4 separate regions of the Homo sapiens genome follow, and all the other regions are linked to region 3. A link is a contact called in ENCODE Hi-C or POLR2A ChIA-PET data. All regions are on one chromosome and are shown on one strand. Each heading gives the region's core, a stretch centred on a gene start or an enhancer-like site at or near the end of the contact. The rest is flanking DNA. Distances are from core to core; before and after follow the strand shown.

Region 1 (5,334 bases), core at 2,140-4,639, 1.3 Mb before region 3:
CCTTATCTCCTGGCTGACCAATGGTCTGTGCACAAATGTCCAAGTTGAGAGGTGTTGCCTGTCATTTAGTTACCTACAGGGAGAATGCCCCTTGGCTGTGGTTGCACATTCTCATAGTGAAGCTTGCTGGAGGAGTTACAGTAGGTGTCTCCAACAAAGTTCTGGGCCAGCTCCTTAGTAAAAGGCTTAATTGTTGTTTAAGTTGATCTTGTTGCTCCTCTGTATAACAATCCAGTTCCCATTTCTTTAAGGGAGTAAGTTCAAATTCCTTAGCTTGGCATACAGGTCCTTCCATGGTTTGATTCTAACCGGTCTTCCCACTCTGACCTCCTGTCCATCTAGTTAAACTTGCTGCTTTTTCTGGGTAGGTTCTGCATTTCGCATCTCCTTGCTCCATGTTTCCACTTCTATAGCATCTTCCCATGACTGCTTCCGCTTCCCTTTTCTACATATCCAAATAGGACTGAACTTTAAGGTTCAGCTCAAACGCTACTCCCTGTTCTTTTTCTTTTTTCTTTTTTTTTTTTTGGAAGCCCCCTCCAATGGCCCTAGCCGGAATAATATCCCACTTGCATTTCTGTAGCCATTTTTGTCTACTCTCTGATTGCCCTAGCACAGTCTACCTTAATTTTGTAGTTTTGCACACACAGATTAGGCCCTTCTAAAAATTGTATTCCCCTTAAGGCACGGAATGTATACATACCATCTTTTCATTTCTTTGAATACATTGATACCAGATTCTCAAATATTTGAGTAAATGAGGCAATATAGTGTAGTAGTTAAGAGTTTTGGAGTCAGAGAGACCAAGTTTCTTACATTACCACTCATTCCCTGCATGATCTTGGGCACGTTATTTAACCTCTCTGAGCCTCAGTTTCCCATCTGCAAAATGGAGGTAATAATATCTACTCAACAGAATGGTTGTGAGGATGGAGGGATTTAAAGTACTTGGTAGGTACAGTATTCAGTAAGTTAATGTATATAATATATTCATAGTTATTTGGATGTAGATTAAGGTGAGTTTGGGTAGCCCAAATTATTTTTAAGGGGTATTTCATCTAAATAGAATTAGAAACCTCATTTTGGAAAGAGGAGCACGTCTTTATTCTACTTGATTTCATTTTAAAAATCAACTCTGAAAATTTCATTAGCCTTAGTGCTCTGGTTGGAAAAACAAATTTTCCAGAATCAGTGCTGGTGATGGCCTCATTTAGGAAATGCTGTTTTAGGGAAATGGCCTCAGGAAAAGCACGCAGATGTATGATCAGAATGCATGTTATGTAACGTACCGTGGCTGATGTGGTCGGTGGGCACATCATCCGCCTGGGGGAGATAAGAGGTTTTCTGAATCTGCTCCAGCCAGATCTGAAAGAATGTGAGAGACACTGTGGTGGTGACTTCATCCCTATACCCCTCCCACTCCATGTCTCAGGCTTGACTTGCTGTATGAGAGCACAGGCCCTCCGAATGTGTTAGAGCACTTCTTCCAATGTGGAAGCCAGGGCCCCTCTCTCAGTTGCTGAGTGTCCACTGGACATTTCTAGGTGGTTATTTGTTCCTCAGTGGGACAGGATCTGTTCTCAGCACTGCCTTTAAGGCTGGCCCTGTCATTTCTCCTTGAGTCTTAGCTGTTGTTTAAATTAGCTGCTTGGTCAAGGTGTTCTCTGATATAGTTGATTGCCACCTAGTGGCCACAGGTAAGACCGTGTGTCACGGAAACGAGAAAAATGCTATGGAGAATTTTGTTTCATTCTAAGATTTGCACAGGGTGTGTGTGTGTGTGTGTGTGTGTGTGTGTGTGTGTGTGTTTTGTTTGTTTTTGCTAGTACAATGCCAGGAGTCTGGGCTGCAGAATGGTATTTACAAGGGACTGTAACTTGCTTTTCTTATAATGAAGCACATCGAACTAGGTTTAAACTGCTACATACAGACTTGGGGAAATGGGGAGTCGTTGGAAATGCCTCTCTCCAAGCACAGTTTCTGATTGGATATGTTCTCAGTTTTCCCAGATACGGGGAGAAAGAAAAGAGCGATCTCTGGGGACTCTTCCTTAAACCATTTTAACTGCAACCTGGGGCTTGTGCTGGGGCTAAGAGAGGACAGTTGGTTGTGGCCAGCAGTTGGGTTGTATGTAGCTCATTTCTCCAGCTTCCTTGGTATAGGTGAGGTTTTATTTTATGCTCCTGCTGGTGGTAGCTCTCCCTCCAGCTCTGTGGGACTCTTCCTCAATGGACAACATGAAGGGAGGTGGTCACATGCTAATAGGAAGCACATTCCCACATATATATCAGGCTCTAGCCAGACTTACATAAGTTGGAGAGTTTGTCCTAACTTACCTGCTTTTTTTTTCACATGTCAAACATTGAGTTGGGAGGTTCACCTCTGATGAAGGCTAATGGACTTATGGAGTGCCCAACTTCCTCTCTCTTTGTTCTTTCTGCAATACCTGCTCTCAGTCAAGCAGTAGAGTGTTGGGCTTTGGGGATAGAGTGGTGAGCATGAAGGGATATGATCCTCATCCTTATAGAATGTACTAGTTGGGGAGGCATTACTTGAAGAGAAGAATTACCTGAACAAATATAAAATTGCTCTGAAGAAAAGATCTATAGTATAGTACTCAGAGAGTGAGAAATAGGGTTGGGTTTGGCCTGATTAGAGAAGTCAGGGAAGGCTTCCTGGAGGAAAGAACTTTTGGGCCAAGGGCTGCAGGCAGAGGTGGCATGTGGTGGCAGGTAGGAGTTGGGCATGCCCCGGGAACTGGCAGAGGCTGGAGCAGCTGGAGCCCAGAGAGGGGTGTGGGGAGGCCAGACCCTGCAGGGCCTCTCAGGCCTTGGGAGGGACTTTCGTCTTCACCTCCAGAGCTCTGGGAAGCCATCACAGGGCTCACTGCTGGTATTGACACAACTGGGTGGAGAACTGATTTGACGGACAAAAGTGGATGTGGGGAGGCCAGAGAGGAGCAGTTGCAGTTATCTGGGCAAATGGAGGTGTTTTGTTTAGGGGTTGCTGATAGTGATGGGAAGGAGTGGGCAGAATTGAGATGTGCTTAGGAGACTTGGGAATGGACATGGCACATGAGGGAGCCTGCTGTGTGAGAGGATGACATGTACTGGTGACTTGTGCGGCAGGGTGAATGGTGGTGCCCTTCGTTACACTGGGGATGCAGGAAGAGGCCCTCGGCTGGCTCTCTGGGGAGAGGGTGGCAGAGGGTGTTTGAGTAGAGAGAGTTTTGTTTTGAGTGTGTTGAGTTTGACCTAGGAATGGGGGTGTGGGCTAAACCTGAAGTCTCTCTGGGGCTCGTGTCCATCCATGTCTCAGCTGTCTGTCATGGGTCCTCTCTGGAGACTCTCAGGTATTCCACCTGTAAGCCAGCTTGTGTTTCCTTGCCCGCTCACATCGTACAACAGGTTTGGAGGGACACTGTGTCCAGCCCTGTCCGAGGCACTCTTTGTGCATTGTGACATGAAGCCATTCATGACTAGTTCCAGAATTATTCCAAATACAAGGTGATGAGGCACAGAGAGTAACTGGCGTCCAGGAAAGGAAGAGATTAACAAGGCCCGGGGACTTTGGTATTCTTGAACTTTAGGCAGCCATGAGGCCAATCCTGTTGCAAGTTCTAACCTCAATGATGGCCTTTCTGAGCTGTAATCACTTTCTTTTCTTTTCTTTTTCTTTTTCTTTTTTCTTTTTTTTTTTTTTTTGAGACAGCGTCTCACACTGTCGCCTAGGCTGGAGTGCAATGGTGCAACCTCGGCTCACTGCAGCCTCAGCCTCCCGGGTTCACGCGATTCTCCTGCCTCAGCCTCCCTGAGTAGCTGGGATTACAGGTGCACACCAGTACACCCGGCTATTTTATTTTATTTTTTTTTGTATTTTTAGTAGAGATGAGGTTTCACTATGTTGGCCAGACTGGTCTCGAACTCCTGACCTCATGATCCACCCGCCTTGGCCTCCCGGAACTGTAATCACTTTCTAAGTCCAAAGGGAAAGATGTGACTGAGCAGCAAAACATTTCAAGGGTAGTTAATACACAATTTTGGTAACTTTGGAGGTCACAAAGGCAATAGATGCACTGAAAATACAGTAGTAAGGTTACCTGAGTCCATGTTTGTGTGTGCACATGTATGTTAAGTTTTACCCAAGGAGAAAAAGGAAATGGCTTGACTTGTGGTATTACTGGTACAACTTGTATAAAATTAAGGTAGATTCTAATTTTTAAAAAATTATGGTAAACCTTCTGTGTTAGTGAAAGTTGGATCTATTTGGGTTAAATTCTCTTAAATCCGGTGCAGATTAATATCTGCTGGCATCTCCAAGAAAAGAAGGGCACTTCCTCTAGTCCCTGAGTGAGCAGGTGGCTCTGGGAGCAGTCTCTCAAGGCCCAAACTTCTAGCTGCTTCCATATTTCTTAGCCATCTGGTCCCCTCACTCAGAGAAGCACAGCCCTACCTACTCTGGAAAGCAGATACTTGGCCTCCCCAGATGCCGGCAGTTATGACTTCCCTCCACTCTGGCCAGCATTCTGCTTTTCTAGCAACAGATGTTTCTGCAAAGTAAATATTATTGACTCTGCTTGGCTCCTTGCTGTGTCTTGCACTGCCTGCACATGAAACAGCAGGGTTATATGAGGAGGGTGCCACGACGCTTGGCATGCACCCAGCACCAGTGCCAGCCTCTTCTCTTTTCTCTCTCCTCTTATTGGAATGTGTGTGTTAGATTCCTGTGTGCATCAGAGGGAAAGCTCTTGAAATAAATCTTTGGGCTGCTCCATATCCAAGGTGAAAATCTACATAAGATACCACCAATCTTACTGGATTGAAATTGGCAAGAAGCAATGGTTTTTAGGTAGAGAGTTCTCTTTTTAGTGTTGTTTTCAATCTCTCAAGTAACATAGAGGGTTTACCTTAATGGGGTGAAGTGGTATGGTGTTCCCACATACTACAAGGATCTCAGTTCACAGGACTTAAGTCACAGGTCCTCTCCTTAGTGGCCTTGCACTCTTAGGTCAGTCCTTTAACTTCTCCGAGCTCCAAACAGTTATTCATGCTTACCTTTCCTGGTTCCTCTTACTGGAGGATTCATATATGAGGAAAGAATAGCCCAGCTATACCTAGAACTGAGTCTTGTGATGTGCAGAGTGCCTATACAGTGTTTCTCACTGGATCCTCCCTGCCTAACCCACGGGCTGACAGCCTCCGTCAGATGAGATAACTGAGACTTTATGACTAACCCAGGGTTGGTTACATATCTGATCTATGTTGGAGCTGGAACTTGAACCCAGGAGCTGTGGGATTGGGGTGGGGGCAAGGGGTTGGGGTTGATCACCCTGTC
Region 2 (5,083 bases), core at 1,391-3,890, 1.2 Mb before region 3:
TGATGCATAATTGCCGGGAGAGGGCCCAGAATCTGCATTTCTACAAGTGCACTCTTGTTCACTGGAGTTGAGAGCCGCTACTGGAATAGAAATGGTAGGATCCACAGAACCTGATCCACAGCCCCCAGTTCCTTTCTGACTGTCTCTAGCAGAAAGCAAAGAGTAGAAGAGGATGAGCCCAAGAGTCAGACTGAGTTAAATAAAATCTTGGTTCCACTACTCACTGATGCTATAATCTTACAGAAATTCCTTAACCTGACTGAGCGTAGGTTTCCTATCTACAAAATACGGATGATGATGATGATGATGATGATGATAAGAAAATGATGCACCTAACTGTGTAGCTCAGAGCAATGTAGTCTGTGCTCAGTAAGTGTTAGCCACGGTTATCATTGCTGTTGTTACCACTTAACGTGAGTCTGGCTTTCCTCATCATAAAAACTTAGCAGAGATATTGGGAAAATCAAATAAACTATAGTTTATTAATTTATTTTATAAACTGTAATGTATTATCCCTCATTACACTCATTAGTGTGAAAACACAGTAGTTATGAGTAAGAAGAGTAGCAAGACTTACCCTATGGGGTTATCATAAAGATAACATGAACTTGAATATGAAAAGTATTTCATCAACTGGAAGATTTCATTCAAATATTAGGATATAGTAACATTCTAATATTGGTAATACTAGGTAATATTGGTCATGATCATGTATTGAATACCAAGTAAATCCCAGTTGCTATACATTTCATTTGACCCTCGTAGCATCCTGTTGAGTTATCCCCATTATACAAGCGAGGAAGGTGAGCCTCAAAAAGGTGAAGCTAAGGTCATATCCAGCCAGAGGTAGCTGAGGCAGGGTTCTAATCCAGGTCTGTCTGGCTTTATAGCTCATTCAGTTTCCACTACCTACAATTCTGTCTGTGTGACTTTAGTTAATATTAAAGTTAGTTCACATTCCCTGAACATACCAGCCAGGGGGCAGAGAATAGTCTGGTGTAGGGATGGTGCATGGGGGTCCCTGGAGTGCTGATCTGGGATTAAAAATTGGCTGTGGGTAACCTCCACAATAGAGAATGCACACCCAGATAATTAAGAACCAGTTGGCCACCTTTCCTGGGCCCCACTGAAGCTTCTGAGAGCTGCTATCATGAGGACAGCTTTCCAGGGGCCACAGCCCAGGGAGCCCTGGCAACCCTGGGGCTTCACATGATTAGGGGAAAACAGGCAAGCCCTTCTAGTCTTCCCTCTGTGTGTGTGAAAATTGGAAATTATTCTTCAGGTGGAATTTATGTTCATTTCAATGTGGGTGGTTTTCTCAATGGCTTTTAAGGGTGTTGAAATTGATTAAATTCAGAATGAGGGAGGCCAACCAGGCTCTATAAAGAGCAAATCACATTGGAAAATTGCATAAATTTCTGTGGTGAGAACATGCCCCTGAAGTGGCCTGCTCACAGCAACTCGACAATTTCCTGTATCCATCCATCCATCCATGTTAGAAATCCTTTACTTCTCAGTTTTTTTTTTTTTTTTTTTTTTTTTTTTTTGAGGCAGGCTCTCACTCTGTTGCTCAGGCTGCAGTGCAGTGGCATGATCATAGCCCATTGTAACCTCAACCTCGTGGGCTCAAGCCATCATCCTGCCTCAGCTTCTTGAGTAGCTAGGGCCACAGGTTCACACCACCATGCCCAGCAAATTTTTTTTTAACCTTTTTGTAGAGATGAGGTTTCACCATGTTGCCCAGGTTGGTCTCAAACCCCTGGCTTCAGGCGATCTTCTCGCCTCATCCTCCCAAAGTGCTGAGATTACAGTTGAGAGCCAGGGTGCTCAACCTCAATCCTCTTGTTTTTATGCATAACCTACAGTGCTTCCAGCAAATTCCATTTCTCCCACAAAAAAGGTTTGGTTTGTTTTTTTCTTTTTAATCAAAGGAGAATTGACTAAATTTCCTGGGGAAAAAATTCAGACTAGGAAAAACTTGTTGAATACCAGCTTTAGGGACAGTAACCCTTTCTAGTTCATGTTGAGGCTAATTCAGTAGATTAGCTCCTCTCCTTTGGATGAGGATTTCCCTCCCCAGGGTTTGGTTAGAATTCCAGGGATGCAGGCATGGGGTCGTTTGGGGGCATGTCCTAGTGTGCTGTTTTTATAGACTATATATATGTGTCCATCAGTCAACTTATAGTATGGAAAGTTTTCTTCTATTCAAATTGGGCGATTTGGCCACTTCTTGCCAAATTTCTTGGTTTTCTGAATACTGAAGGTTGGAGTTGAGCAACTGCAGGTCAGTGATTTTCAGAAGAGGGGCTCTTGAGCCTGAGGAATCAGGTCTCACGGGTAGCATGATGGTCTAGCGGAGAATACTTGTGTTTTCCAGGGGCTCTCTTGACCCTCAGGCCTCAGGCCCCTCTTGACCCTCATTTAGATGGCCGAGTTAGTGTAATATGGAGAAGCCCTCCTCTCAGCCCCAGCTTCACACCACATGCAGCTCAATGATGATAATGCCTTGATGGACAAAATGCAGGAGGTCTAAAAGTGTCCAGGAAAACCTAAATTTGCTTTTGTCTCCTATGTTTCATGGCTTAGCTTGTGCCACTTTTGTTCTTCCTTTTTCTTGGGCCCATTCTTGGGCTTCGCTGCTAGGTGGCATGCCTGTATTGATACAGGAAGGAAGGAAGTGGTTAGATCAGCCTATTCATTTCTTTATTTAACCTTTATATCATCACAAAAAAAATGAGAAAGTGGAGGACCAAAAGGTTAAAAGAACTCATCTACTCTCAGAGGGTTTATATCAGTTGAAATTGAAAGGTCATTTTGACACACTGCCCCTCGGCAACTCTCTCTACCATTCATTCACTAATTTACCTATTCACGTATCCAAAATGAAAAATGACACGTGCATGCACACACTTCCAATTCATATCCATTGCTATAGTTGATGGTGAAAGATAGAGCTGTAGTAGCCAGTGAAGTAAATATACCTGGACCATTGCCCTCATGAATAAGTATTCTAGTTTGGTAGACATTTTTCACAGAATCACACATATCAGTGTAAACTTGCAGTGGTGCATCATAGTCTGAAAGAAAGGTTGATGGTCCTGTATCTGAGTGCACAATGGGGGCTTTAACCTAGGTGGGAACGTCTGAGTGAGTTTCTTGAGGAAAGGACACTTGAGGGTAATGTGAGTTGGGAGCCAAAGGCTCCCGTGCGAAATCCACAGTCTGTGCTGGGGAGAAAGCATGGTTAGTTGAATGTTCTTGAAAGACAGCCAGTGTGGCTAGGTGCTCAGAGCTGGCACAGTGGCCCCTGAAGAAGCTGGAGGGCCAGGCAGGGCCCCGTCACACACAGCTTTGTGAGCAAGTAAGGATTGGGGTTATTCTCCCAAGGGCAGCAAGGTGCTGCAGGGAGGTGATATGCTCTGATTTTGTCAAGACCATAGGGGCTGCAATGCAGAGGGCAGACAGGAACAAGAAGAATAAGAAGACCAGCCAGGAGGTTAATGCAGTCATCCTGGCAACAGATGATTGAGGTAGGGACCAGGATGGTGATGATGATGATGAAGAAATTGGACAAAATTGAGAGGCATTAGAAGAGACAATTGAGGGACTTGGTGATAATTTGGAATGGGAGGTAAGAAGTGGTGCCAAGGGTGATACTTGTGATTTTGTTATAATTTTCCGACCACCTACACACCTCTTTTTTTTTTTTTTTTAATAGCTGGGAGGAGCCAGTGAAAAGTATCTCAGATGAGGTCCCAGAAGCTTCAGGACATGGCGTTGACCTTATGGTTGTATAGCAGTGGCAGTTATGCTAAAATCCATGTCTGTCTCCCTGGCCCACCAACCTCCTCCTTTTATTTATTTTTATTTTTTGAGACAGTCTTGCCCAGGCTGGAGTGCAGTGGTGCAGTCTCGGCTTACTGCAGTCTCTGCCTCTTGGGTTCAAGCGATTCAAGCCTCCTCCTTTTAGATAAGAAAATCATTTGATTGTACCTTAGAGTTGTTCTTTTAATCCTTTTGCAGTAAGACAGCTAGTCTCTGGATGTAACCTGCCTCCAGCCTCCCGGGGTTCATATCCTAGGCATGATAGCCCAAGGCATCCTCTTCCCACGTCTGTGGTTTTCCCTAAGATTCTTCAAGGTTACTGAGCATAAACCCACCTCTCCTGTGTTCACGTGTTCTCTAGAGAACTTTGAGAAAATCGACTTTGCTACCCTAGCATGCTGCTTTCTCTGAAAGGAGACAAAGCAACAAGGCTTCAAAAGTTGAAATGAAAGTTAAGAGGATGGCACATTTCTAACCTGGGAGGCCAACCTGGATATTTGGTGCAAGCTCTGCCAGCATTCATGATGAGACAACTGTTTGGGCTGCCTCGTGTGTACACTGAGCAGAGCTGAACCTGAGGCTGAGGGAGGGAAGTAAACCAGCCGAAGCCTCAACTGCAGGATGGTGGATGTTGGCCCTGGGAGACACAGGTCCTGCGACAACTCATCACAAGTCAAATTAAGGGACTAATGCAAGCCTAGTAGATATTTAATGAGAGATTATTGCTGGAGATTATAGGGATACAGAAATTGCTAATAAATCCCTGACCTTTTCTGAGCCTTGGCTCAGTGAAAGAGCTGAATCACCTGCTTGAGGGGATTAAGGACAGCCGCCTCCATCTGGCGAGCCACTCAGACTTTTTCTGTCGTTAGCAAACGCAGCTTGGTGGTGATAGTGTTCTAAACCTTTTAGTGGGAATTTGCTTTTCAGACTAGGAGATCTCAATTAACTTAGATTATATCCCTACTGGGCAGAGATTAGGACTAATGATCTGGTTATGTGTGCACTGTAGTCCCTATCACATTATGGTACTTGGTCCATGATAAATAATAAAACCGTTGTTAATTATTAGTAATCTAATCAGCAGGAAACTCAAGTTGATGAGAGTGGAAATCAAGCTCTTTGTGTGTGTGCATGCATGCACATGTGTGTGTGTGAAAAAGAAGAGACAAAGAGAGATGGGGGTCCCCAGGCAGTGGGCAATGTGATAATTTACACTAGTTCCAGTTTAGAGGTTTAGAGCAGTGGTTGATAACCT
Region 3 (4,928 bases), core at 301-2,800:
TCCCCTACCTCTTTCCTTGTCCCCTCTGTCCCTTTGCTATTAATACCCCTCCCCAGTAACATAGTAATTAATATTCTATTTTATTTTTCTCCACTATATTTATTATCATCTGACATTCTATATGCTTATTCATTTATTGTCTAGAATGTGAGCTCTATGAAGGCAGGAGCTTCAGCTCTTTTGTGTTCATTGTGGAATCCCCATTGCCTATGGCAATGCCTAGCATGTGGAACATACTAAACAAACATTTACTGAATGAATGAGTGAATGGGCACTCACAGACACACACACACCACAACACACATAAAACATTCTCATTCTCTGCTGAAGGTGAGCCTCACTGATTGTCGTTAATGTGCGACATTCAATGTACACCATTCTTCACTTTGCCAAATGGGTAATAGAGCAGCTTTTATCTTTATTTCCCTTTCTTTCATGGCTGGGGGATAGAGGGAAAATATTTTTTAATACTGTTGTAAAAACGGAAATTCTTATTGCTTTAATGTCAAAGCCACACCTGTCAGTGGGGACATTGAATGGGAATCATTGGTGGAAGTCCTCCCTGATAAGTGAGCAAAGGGATGCTGGGGAGAGGGTAGATGAGTTCTGAGTTACTCTGTAGAAGTGGTGGTCGTTGAGAAACTTGTTTCTGTCATTTCTGCTCAAAAACTCACAATGACTACTTAGTGTTTACAGAATTAAGTTCAAACTCCTCCACTGTTCTTTCACTGGTGCCTTTTGCTCCAGCCAAACTGGATAATTGACTGTTCTTTTCCCAACTGCTGCTCCCCTCCATATACCCCCTGACACACTTACACACATATTTTTTCAACCACTTTTCCCTTCTACATAGAACCTTTAGCTTCTGTTTTCTAGGTTCCACCTGTCCTTCAAAGTGCAATAGCAACTCTGTCTAGTCATGATATTTCCTCTCATTCCTCTCATCCTCCCTCCCTAAGCCCTGAAGACAGCTGGCTGAGTTATCCTTCCTCAGATTTCTTTAAGAAATCTCACCTCCTCTTTGGGGGTGTTTACCAGCTTTTGCCTCCACTTATCTCTCTCTAGACTTGTCTGCTAAATTATCTCAACAGCCGAGACAGTTCCCTGTTTTTCTATGCATCTCAGGCTAACAGTGAGTGTTTGCGGCAGTGCTTCTGCATGGAGCTGCGTATTTCCATTTTTTTTTTTTTCAGCAGTACAAATAAACTTTAGGCCTTTTCTGATAACATGTTAAATATAAAGTATTTTTCTTATATGGTCAATACAAGTGAATTTCTTTCACCATTCATGCTGTAAAAGGCAGAATAATTAATAATGAAGGTAAATGTAGAGACAGGCTTGCATTTCTTGAGGCTACAGTGAGAAGGGATCAGTTTCTTATAGGGCTTGGCAGGGTATGTCAAGTTGGTGGACCAAAGGGGGCATCTCATTGCTGACTTTGGGAGCTTAAGACTTCACAAGTGGAAAGAAATTAGTAATTGAAATTGGGACTCAGTTGAGGATGCTGGGTAAGTGAACAGTGTTACTCAGGGTGACTTTCAGTTTCTCTTCTTCAAGGTTTCAGGTTGATGCAAGAGACTGTGATAACACTGCCCCCTTCTGTTACTCTAGATTGTTAATCCTGATGACGTCTCAAGTCGGCTTTGATGATCTTGACATGAATTTTTGATTTCTAAGAAATGCTTACTTAAGGCAGAAGAGAAAGGAAATCATATGTTCAATGTGATACACGATTTCATTCTATCAAGTTCTGCCTTTTTATAGTTTGCTTAATCATTACATTTTGTCATGAGGTTTCACTTAATTGCATTATAATGGGAGATTTTAGACCAGGGAACGAATAAAGCGAAGGATTGTAACAAAATCAATTAATTCATCTATTTATTTGTGTTCTAAGGGGTTACATGATTTCTTCTAGTTCCTAGAGCTTTCCTATTTCTTCCCTTGGAAGTTAAAGCAAGCCACTGGTTGAGGCACTGTGGCTTTTTCATTTATGACAGAACCTTTCAGATTTTAAGAGCAGTTGAAGAGCTGTGAATGCTGGTCCTTCACATATCAAAAACCAGCACCACTTTCTATGAATATCACTATTTTTGAAATGATTTATCTCAGAACTTTTGAATGTCTCTGTAACCATTTTTTTCCCTTTCCTTATCAGCCCATTTGTATGGAACTCTAAAGAAGGTGAGGCCAGATAGCAGAGAGCTTTGAATATACACCAAGGACTTTGGAGTTTATTCTATGAGCAGTGGTGAGCCAATTAAGATATCTGGGCAAATAATGGCATCTTTAGAAAGAGGACACTGTTAGCTTTGTGTCAAATGAACTGAGATGTAAAAACTTGAAAGGAGGAAGAACATTAACAGGTCCATATAGAAATACCACCACCTGTACCCCCAAAATCCTTGCTAGCTTTTCCTCATGTATTCTACTTCACTCTGGTCTGAGACATCATCATATATCACTAAATCCCTGTAAATTCTCCCCACTGATCTCCCTACAACTAATTTTGTTTCCCTGACAATCTGTTATCCCCATATCAGCCAAAGTCACCTTTTAAAAAGTAAGCAAACCAGAACATGTCACTTCTAACTTTAAATTCCCAATGACTTCCCATAACACATAGAATGAAATCTGTGGTTTGGTCCCTGCCTACTTCTCAGACCTGCACTCTCACCCTTGCTCATTGGGATCCAACTTGCTGGCTTTCTTGGTTCCTTGAACAAGCCGAGCTTAGTTTCACCTCAGACAGCTGAGCCTTTGCTGTTTCCATTCCACCTGCCTAGAGCACACTGTTCCCAGCATTTCACATAGCTGGCTCCCCTCCCCAGAGTCTCAGCCTGCAGTATCAATCCTCTTCTCCTTGCCCCAAACAAGATTTTTTAAATATTACCTATTCTATTTTATTCATAGCTCATTTCACTATATGAAATGATCTTGCTCATTTATTTGTTTATTTGTTTATGATCTGTGTGTCTGGCCTATAATGGAAGTTCCATGATGGCAAAGAGCTGGTCTACTTTATTCATTTCTGGATCCCCAACACATAGAGCTTATAGCTTAGTGTTGTGCCTGGCTCATGGCTCCATAATTATTTCTTAGTCAAATTTGGGTAAAAGGCAAAGAACAAAGGTACGACAAATGGAAGCGAAGAGAAGAGATATCTGAAAGAAGTATAGTAGAGAAAGTGGGTAGACTTAATTATTGAGTGTTGGGTGCCAATGGAAAGGGAGGGATCAGATGATGGATTTTCACTTGGACTGAGAAACCTGTGATGCTCTTAACACAGAAGGAGAACTTGGAGAAATGAAAAAGATGAGAGTGGAAAACAGATATTTAGCTTAGGACTCGAGTGTAAGGTGCTGGTAGATCTCTGTAAAAATGCCCAGCAGGTGTATGGAAGTTGAGAAGAAAGCAAGGCCAAGCATTTAGGTGTTACAGTCATTTGCATACAGTGAAGATGGTTCACCGAGACTGAATTAGTCAACAAGGGGGAATATTTAGGAAGAAAGAAGAGAACATTAAAAATGTGCAGACTTTCACTCAGATATCCTTGTATATAAAGCACCATGCTGGGACAAGTGACATCTAACAAATGAGGAACAAGCTCTGGAGCTTATGGGGCCAGAGATGGTGACACTGATAACTTGTCAAGTAGAAAATGTGTTATCCATGCGGGAAACATTACAACACTGCCGTATGGTGCTCTTTGACTTATCCAAACCACCTCTCAGTAGGAGGCTCTGCATCCTCAAGGGAGATTTATATGATTGCTCTGTTTCCTTCCCTTCACATCTGTAAGGGGTCCAGAGTAAGGATTGGTCAATGTTAGTGATGTGGCTCTACCCTGAGCTCTTGTGGAGCTAATAATTAGAACAGTTTGGGGAAGGAGAGAATTCATTTTTAAAAAGACACGAAGCAATGTGTTTGTAATAGCAAATGATACATTTGTTGAGCATTTACTATGGGCCAGTTAGTGCACTAAGCATTTAACATGCATTATTTATTTAGTTCTCACAAAACTCTGTATGGGAAGTACAATTATTACCCCTGTTGTACAGATGAGAAAACTGTGGCTCAGATGTATGTAACTTTTTCAGCTGGTAAACAATGGAGGTGGGATTCGACCCCAGGACTCTCTGATCCCAAAGCCCACCCTTTTAACCATGATGCTCTATTGCTTCTCTGTGCAAGAAATAATCATTTTTAGTACTTAAATTGTGTTTTGGTATTTTTTGTGAATACTATGAATTTGTGAATACTAGGTGAACTTAAGGAAAATTTTATTTGCAGTAATGAAAGGTGACCACAAATCCTTCAATGTTGTCATTTTGTGCTGATCAAAAGTAACTTGTTCTTTTATTAGATTTCCTTTGTGTCACACACTTGCCTTAAAGAACTGTTGCTTACACCGTCAGCTTCCCCAGACCCTCAGGATATCCTTAATTACAGGACTCCCTGTGTATCTGAAATAGAAATAGTGCTTGAAATCCTCCTCTACCACCATCCCCCAATTGTTAAACTATAGGCATACCCTGTTAGCATGGGGGAATCTCTTCCTGGAAATTATCACATTAACTACATTGATGCTATATGTGCCTTTGGCCCAAGATTTCTTCTATTTACCTTTCTTATCTTTCTGGGTTGCTGCAAGGCTTATGTTGTCCTTCAAAATCTCAAAGGATTTCTACCAGGCAACAAATGTCTGCTGATCTGGGTTTCTTAGACCACCTCCTTGGGGGCATCTGAGGTTGTTGCAGTGCAGCCTGCTTGCTACCATCCAGCACCTTTCATGATTTTTGCAGAATCTCCAGCACCGTTGCTTGGTCACCTTTTGTCAGCCATCTTGAGCTTCAGTGTTCACTGGCACACAAGGAACCACAGAAAGAGGGAGCTGGTGGAGTCAACAAATGGAGAGGGAAGGGCCA
Region 4 (5,555 bases), core at 1,228-3,727, 2.0 Mb after region 3:
TGCAGTGAGCTATGATTGCACTACTGCACTGCAGCCTGGTTGATAGAGTGAGTCCCTGTCTCAAAAAATAAAAAATATGGCCAGGTGCATTGGCTCACACCTGTAATCCCAGCACTCTGGGAGGCCAAGGTGGGCGGATCACTTGAGGTCAGGCGTTCAAGACCAGTCTGGCCAACATGGTGAAACCACAACTATACCAAAAAATACAAAAATTAGCAGCGCATGGTGGCGCACACCTGTAGTCCCAGCTACACAGGAAGCTGAAGTGGGAGAATCACTTGAACTTGGGAGGCACCACTGCACTCCAGCCTGGGAAAGAATGAGACTCCATTTCAAAAAAAAAATAAAAATAAAAATAAAAAATATGATCATGTCACCCATTGTAAAGAAGACTATGAAAGCAAGTCTTTTACAAATTACTTAGAACTATGTGTTTCTTTTCATTGTACTGAGTATGCCAAATGCAAGAAAGCTTTTATTTGAGTTTTCTGTTTCTCAGAAAAACTTGTTTCTCAAAACCTCAAAGATCAAGTATAATAAAATCTGATATTGGCCCAAACACCAACTTGTTGTATAACCTTGAGCAAGTCATTTGATCAATCTGAGACTCAACCTCCTCACTGGTAACAAAAGGCTATATAACTAAATCAGAGTTCCTAAACTTTGGCACTACTTACACTTTGGGCCAAATAATTCTTTGTTTTCAGGGGTTGTCCTGTGCACTGCAGGATGTTTAGAAGCATCCCTGGCTTCTACCCGGGATCCCTGCTTTTCACTTACACTGTTGCCCCTGCCTGGAAATCTCTTTCTTCCTATAGTTGCATAGGTTGCTCTCTTACCTCGTTTTTGCCACCTTTTTGGCAAAGCCTTGCTTGATCATCCTTTTAAAAATTGCAACAGGCCAGGCGCCATGGCTCACGCCTGTAATCCCAGCACTTTGGGAGGCCGAGGCGGGCAGATCACGAGGTCAGGAAATTGAGTCCATCCTGGCCAATGTGGTGAAACCCTGTCTCTACTAAAATACAAAAAATTTAACTGGGCATGGTGGCGCGCGCCTGTAGTCCCAGCTACTCGGGAAGTTGAGGCAGGGGAACCGCTTGAACCTGGGAGGAGGAGGTTGCAGTGAGCCGAGATCGCGCCGCTGCACTCCAGCCTGGCGACAGGGCAAGGCTCCGTCTCAAGAAAAAAACAAACAAACAAACAAAAAACAAAAAAAAATAAAACCAGGCGGGATGGCTCATGCCTGTAGTCCCAGCACTTTCGGAGGCTGAGACAGAAGGATCGCTTGACCCCAGGAGTTCGAAACCCTGTCTCTACTAAAAATACAAAAAATTAGCAGGGTGTAATGGAGCACGCTTGCAGTACCAGCTGTGGGGAGGCTGAGGTGTGAGGATCGCTTGAGCCCTAAGGTCCAGGCTGCAGTGAGCCATGATCACGCCACTGCATTCCAGTCTGGGTCACAGAGTGAGAACATCTCCCAAATTTAAAAAAATTTTTAAAAATTGCAACTGTACTACCCCACCGTACACTCCCTAGCACCCCTTCCTGCTCTATTTTTTCCCCACAGCATTTATCAGCACCTGACACAATATTTTACAATGTATTTTACCCACACACATAAACACTATGAAAAGAGAGATTTTTGTCTGTTTTACGGAGAGGCGCTCAATTTTTTCTTTTTTTTTTTTTTTTTTTTTTTTTTTTTTTGCTGTAAGTAGGAATCAACTTACATACTCCTCTCTCCACCTCGGCTTTATTTGTTTGTTTATTTATTTATTTTATTTTTAAGACGGAGTCTCACTCTGTCGCCCAGGCTGGAGTGCAGTGGCGCGATCCTGGCTCACAGCAGCCTCCCTCTCCCGGGTTCAAGCAATTCTCCTGCCTCAGCCTCCCGAGTAGCTGGGTTAACAGGCGCGCACCACTACGCCCGGCTAATTTATGTATTTTTGGTAGAAACGGGGTCTCACCATGTTGGCCAGGGTGGTCTCGAACTCCTGACCTCAAATGATCCACCCGCCTCGGCCTCCCAAAGTGCTGGGATTACAGCCGTGGGCCACCGTGCCCGGCTCTCCACCTCGATTTTAGAAACTCCAGAGAAATAACAAATATGATATCCAAGTACTCCGTAAAGTTAACAGACATCAGTTCGTGGTTCATAAACTAGCAAGAAAAAGCAAAGTCTCTACGAAAGGCACGCCTTAAGCGTGGCTCTCTTTTAGAAAAGGACTTTCCCTTCAGGACAGCACATGGAGAGCCCCTAGAGACTGGCCAGTCCGGCTCCAGGGCCCCTGCGGATTCTTCTCGCTCAAACTCACCGCCATTGCACCGCCCAGCCGACTGTGCAAATCCACGACAATGACCCTGGCGACCTCCACAAAGGAGTGGTTACCTTTCCCCTCCCTCTCGGGGATGCCAGGCCTCCCACGAAACTAAAGCACACGCTTCACACCTGCTGAGGCAATCATCCGGCTCCTTACTAACTACAGCCAAGGCATCTCACAGCCCGCCGGGAATTGTAGTTCCCAGACCACCCGAGCAGACACCCAGCAGGCGCTAACTGACTACAATTCCCAGAGAAAAACGGGTTATCGGAAGTCTACCCGATAGGCCCACTCAGAGGGGAACCGGCAGTGACGTCACTGGCATGTTGAACTACAAAGTCCATGATGCAGTGCGGGATCGCAGAATGCCGCGAGTGCGCCCTGGTTAGGTTGGAGTCCCTTGGCCATCAACCTTTTCACCCGGTAGAGCTGGTTGCCTGTCGGGATGCCAGGATACGCAGTTAATTACTATACGGTGACTGAGGTGCTACTTATGGCTTGCCACTATGCACAGATATTTTTTACTGTCAGTGGCATTCAACAGCCCAGCATTTAGACATTGTATAACCGCGTATTGACAATCTCCTTTTTTTTTTTTGAGACGCAGTATCGCTCTGTCGCCCAGGCTGGAGTGCAGTGGCGCGATCTTGGCTCAGTGCAACCTCGGCCTGCCGGATTCAAGCAATTCTCCTGCCTCAGGCTCCCGAGGAGCTGGGACTATGGGCGCGCGCCACCACACCGACTAATTTTTTGTATTTTTGGTAGAGACTGGGTTTCACCTTGTTAGCCAGGATGATCCCGATTTCCTGACCTCGTGATCTGCCTCCCTCGGCCTCCCAAAGTGCTAGGATTACAGGCGTGAGCTACCGTACCTAGCCAACAATCTCCTTTTTTTTTTTTTTTTTTTTTTTTTTTTTTGAGAGGGAGTTTCGTTCTGTCTCCAGGCTGGAGTGCAGTGGCGCGGTTTCGGCTCACTGCAACCTCCGCCTCCCGGGTTCAAGCGATTCTTCTGCCCCAGCCTCCTTAGTAGCTGGGACTACAGGCGCGCGCCACCGCGCCCAGCTAATTTTTGTATTTTCAGTAGAAACGGGGTTTCACCATATTGGCCAGGATGGTCTCGATCTCCTGAACTCGTGATCCGCCCGCCCCAGCCTCCCAAAGTGATGGGATTACAGGCGTGAGCCACCGTGCCCGGCCAACAATCTCCATTTTTAAGCAAGAGACTGAAAGCCTACCTGGTCCCATTGCCTGACTCAGACTATTTAGACCACTACCAAACAGGGCCAGGGGCGGTGGCCATAATCCCATTATTTTGGGATGCCGAGGTGGGCGGATGACCTGAGGTCAGGAGTTTGAGACCAGCCTGGCCAACATGGTGAAACCCCGTCTCTACTAAAAATACGAAAATTAGCTGGGTATGGTGGCGTGCACCTGTAGTCCCGGCTACTCGGGAGGCTGAGGCAGGAAAATTGCTTGAACCCAGGAGGCAGAGGGTGCACTGAGTCGAGATCGCACCACTGCACTCTATCTTGGGCGGCAGAGCGAGACTTCATCTCAAGGGAAAAAAAAAGACTGGTCGGGTACGGTGTCTCACACCTGTAATCCCAGCACTTTGGGAGGCCGAGGCAGGTGGATCACGAGGTCAGAGGTTCGAGACCAGGCTGGCCAAGATGGTGAAACCCCGTCTCTACTAAAAATACAAAAATTAGCCAGGCGTGGTGTCACGCGCCTGTAATACCAGCTGCTGGGAAGCTGAGACAGGAGAATCACTTGAACCCGGGAGGTGGAAATTGCAGTAAGCCAAGATGGCAGCACTGCACTCCAGCCTGGGCGACAGAGCAAGACTCCGTCTCAAAAACAAAACAAAAAAAAGACTATGCTACCATACAGAGATATATGGTGTCTGATACAGTAGCCACTAGCCACATGTGGCAATTTAAATTCAAATTAATTAAAAATAAATAAAATTTAAAATTCATTTCTTGCCGGGCACAGTGGCTCATTCCTGTAATCCCAGAATTTTGGGAGGCTGAGGCAGGAGAATCACTCGAACCCAGGAGGCAGAGGTCGCAGTGAGCTGAGATCATGCCATTACACTCCAGCCTGGGAGACAGAGTGAGACTCCATCTCAAAAAACAACAACAACAACAACAACAAACACAAATGGCCGGGCGCCGTGGCTCACGCCTGTAATCCTAGCACTTTGGGAGGCCTAAGTGGGCGGATTGCCTGAGCTCAGGAGTTCGACACCAGCCTGGGCAACACGGTGAAATCCTACCTCTACTGGAAATACAAAAAAAAAAAAAAAAATTAGCGGGGCTTAGCAGCATGTGCCTGTAGTCTCAGCTACTCAGGAGGCTGAGGCAGGAGAATTGCTTGAACCCGGAAGGCAGAGGTTTCAGTGAGCCGAGATCACACCACTGTACTCCAGCCTGGGTGACAGAGTGAGACTCCAGCTCCAAAAAAAAAAAAAAAAAAACCACAGATTAGTTACTCACGTGATAATTTATTAACCCAGTAAACATTAAGCATCTACAATGCACTTTAAGGGATTGGGGACCCTTTAAGGGGATGGGGAACGCAGCCCAGATGTGTGTCTACCTAAGGGTTTAAGGGAAGGGAATACACACACACACAAACACATACACACAGAACTTTTTTTTTTTTTTTACATTTTTCAACAACTAGTTTTGAAATACAAATTCAACGATGTCCTAAAACAATACTTGGCATATGATATGGGGTCAATACAAATTTGTTGGATGAAAGGAAAAAGTTAAGAAGGAACCTTAGGCTACCAGTCGCTCTCCTGCCTCTAGGCTGCCTCCCTCACTTTCCATACCCTCTTCCTTTAGCTACCAACCATTTAGTCATCACTTCCTGACAGCCCAAGTCTGAGTTAAATGCTCCCCACTAGATGTTCCCTGAAGCACCCCTTGCCTTGGAAATTTCATCTCATGAATTGCCTGTTTATTTATCACTAGACTAAAATCTGCATAACAGCAGAGACTGTGCCTAGCACAATGTCAGGCCCATAGCAGGTGCCTTATAAAGATTTATTAAATGAATGAAAGAATCCTCATCCTCCACAGCTCTTATAACTATAGCTTTAATTTCTTGTCCCAATTCTGCCCTAACCAGTACTATTTTCATCTCTTTGATTCATCACCTTCCAATCCACATTGGTAATTGAAAGTATTCATACAACAAATATTTATTGAGTACCTCCCATAA

Evidence for each region. Hi-C counts contacts between places; a loop is a spot of excess contacts on that map. ChIA-PET counts read pairs that join two places held with the same protein, here RNA polymerase II (POLR2A). Pooled maps may share reads with other maps.
Region 1: a loop to region 3 is called in a pooled map, with 5 times the contacts of the local background. The contact joins the promoter of ARHGAP26-AS1 here to the enhancer-like site in region 3. A Hi-C loop is called at or near these places in 4 of 50 pooled maps.
Region 2: a loop to region 3 is called in a map of CD8-positive, alpha-beta T cell, with 14 times the contacts of the local background. The contact joins two enhancer-like sites. A Hi-C loop is called at or near these places in 1 of 168 maps with a recorded cell type or tissue (CD8-positive, alpha-beta T cell), 3 of 37 single-sample maps with no recorded cell type and 6 of 50 pooled maps.
Region 4: a loop to region 3 is called in a map of naive thymus-derived CD4-positive, alpha-beta T cell, with 8 times the contacts of the local background. The contact joins the promoter of LARS1 here to the enhancer-like site in region 3. A Hi-C loop is called at or near these places in 3 of 168 maps with a recorded cell type or tissue (CD4-positive, alpha-beta memory T cell and naive thymus-derived CD4-positive, alpha-beta T cell) and 10 of 50 pooled maps. POLR2A ChIA-PET finds 5 or more read pairs at or near these places in 2 of 52 experiments (PC-9 and activated naive CD4-positive, alpha-beta T cell).

The regions. Positions count from the first base shown.
Region 1 is chr5:142,865,521-142,870,854 of GRCh38, forward strand. It overlaps ARHGAP26-AS1 (ARHGAP26 antisense RNA 1), which reads right to left and starts at 3,390. Exons shown (of 6, transcript NR_046680.1): 1 at 3,280-3,390; 2 at 2,337-2,569; 3 at 1,290-1,365. All of the region lies in intron 1 of ARHGAP26 (Rho GTPase activating protein 26), which reads left to right. RefSeq lists a silencer at 1,504-1,798.
Region 2 is chr5:143,027,876-143,032,958 of GRCh38, forward strand. The region is part of intron 12 of ARHGAP26 (Rho GTPase activating protein 26); the gene reads left to right. Among named protein-coding and RNA genes, the nearest start is that of ARHGAP26-AS1, 160 kb to the left of the region's middle. Within about 2 kb of position 2,641, at least 2 of the 41 ENCODE cell types and tissues checked have a DNase peak (open chromatin) inside an H3K27ac peak, as active enhancers do; they include CD8-positive, alpha-beta T cell, where a contact is called at or near this core.
Region 3 is chr5:144,190,646-144,195,573 of GRCh38, forward strand. All of the region lies in intron 2 of KCTD16 (potassium channel tetramerization domain containing 16), which reads left to right. Among named protein-coding and RNA genes, the nearest start is that of KCTD16, 22 kb to the left of the region's middle. Within about 2 kb of position 1,551, at least 3 of the 41 ENCODE cell types and tissues checked have a DNase peak (open chromatin) inside an H3K27ac peak, as active enhancers do; they include CD8-positive, alpha-beta T cell, where a contact is called at or near this core.
Region 4 is chr5:146,180,173-146,185,727 of GRCh38, forward strand. LARS1 (leucyl-tRNA synthetase 1) reads right to left here and starts at 2,478. Exons shown (of 32, transcript NM_020117.11): 1 at 2,316-2,478. The coding sequence starts at 2,321. RefSeq lists enhancers at 2,002-2,161, 3,070-3,916 and a silencer at 5,094-5,388.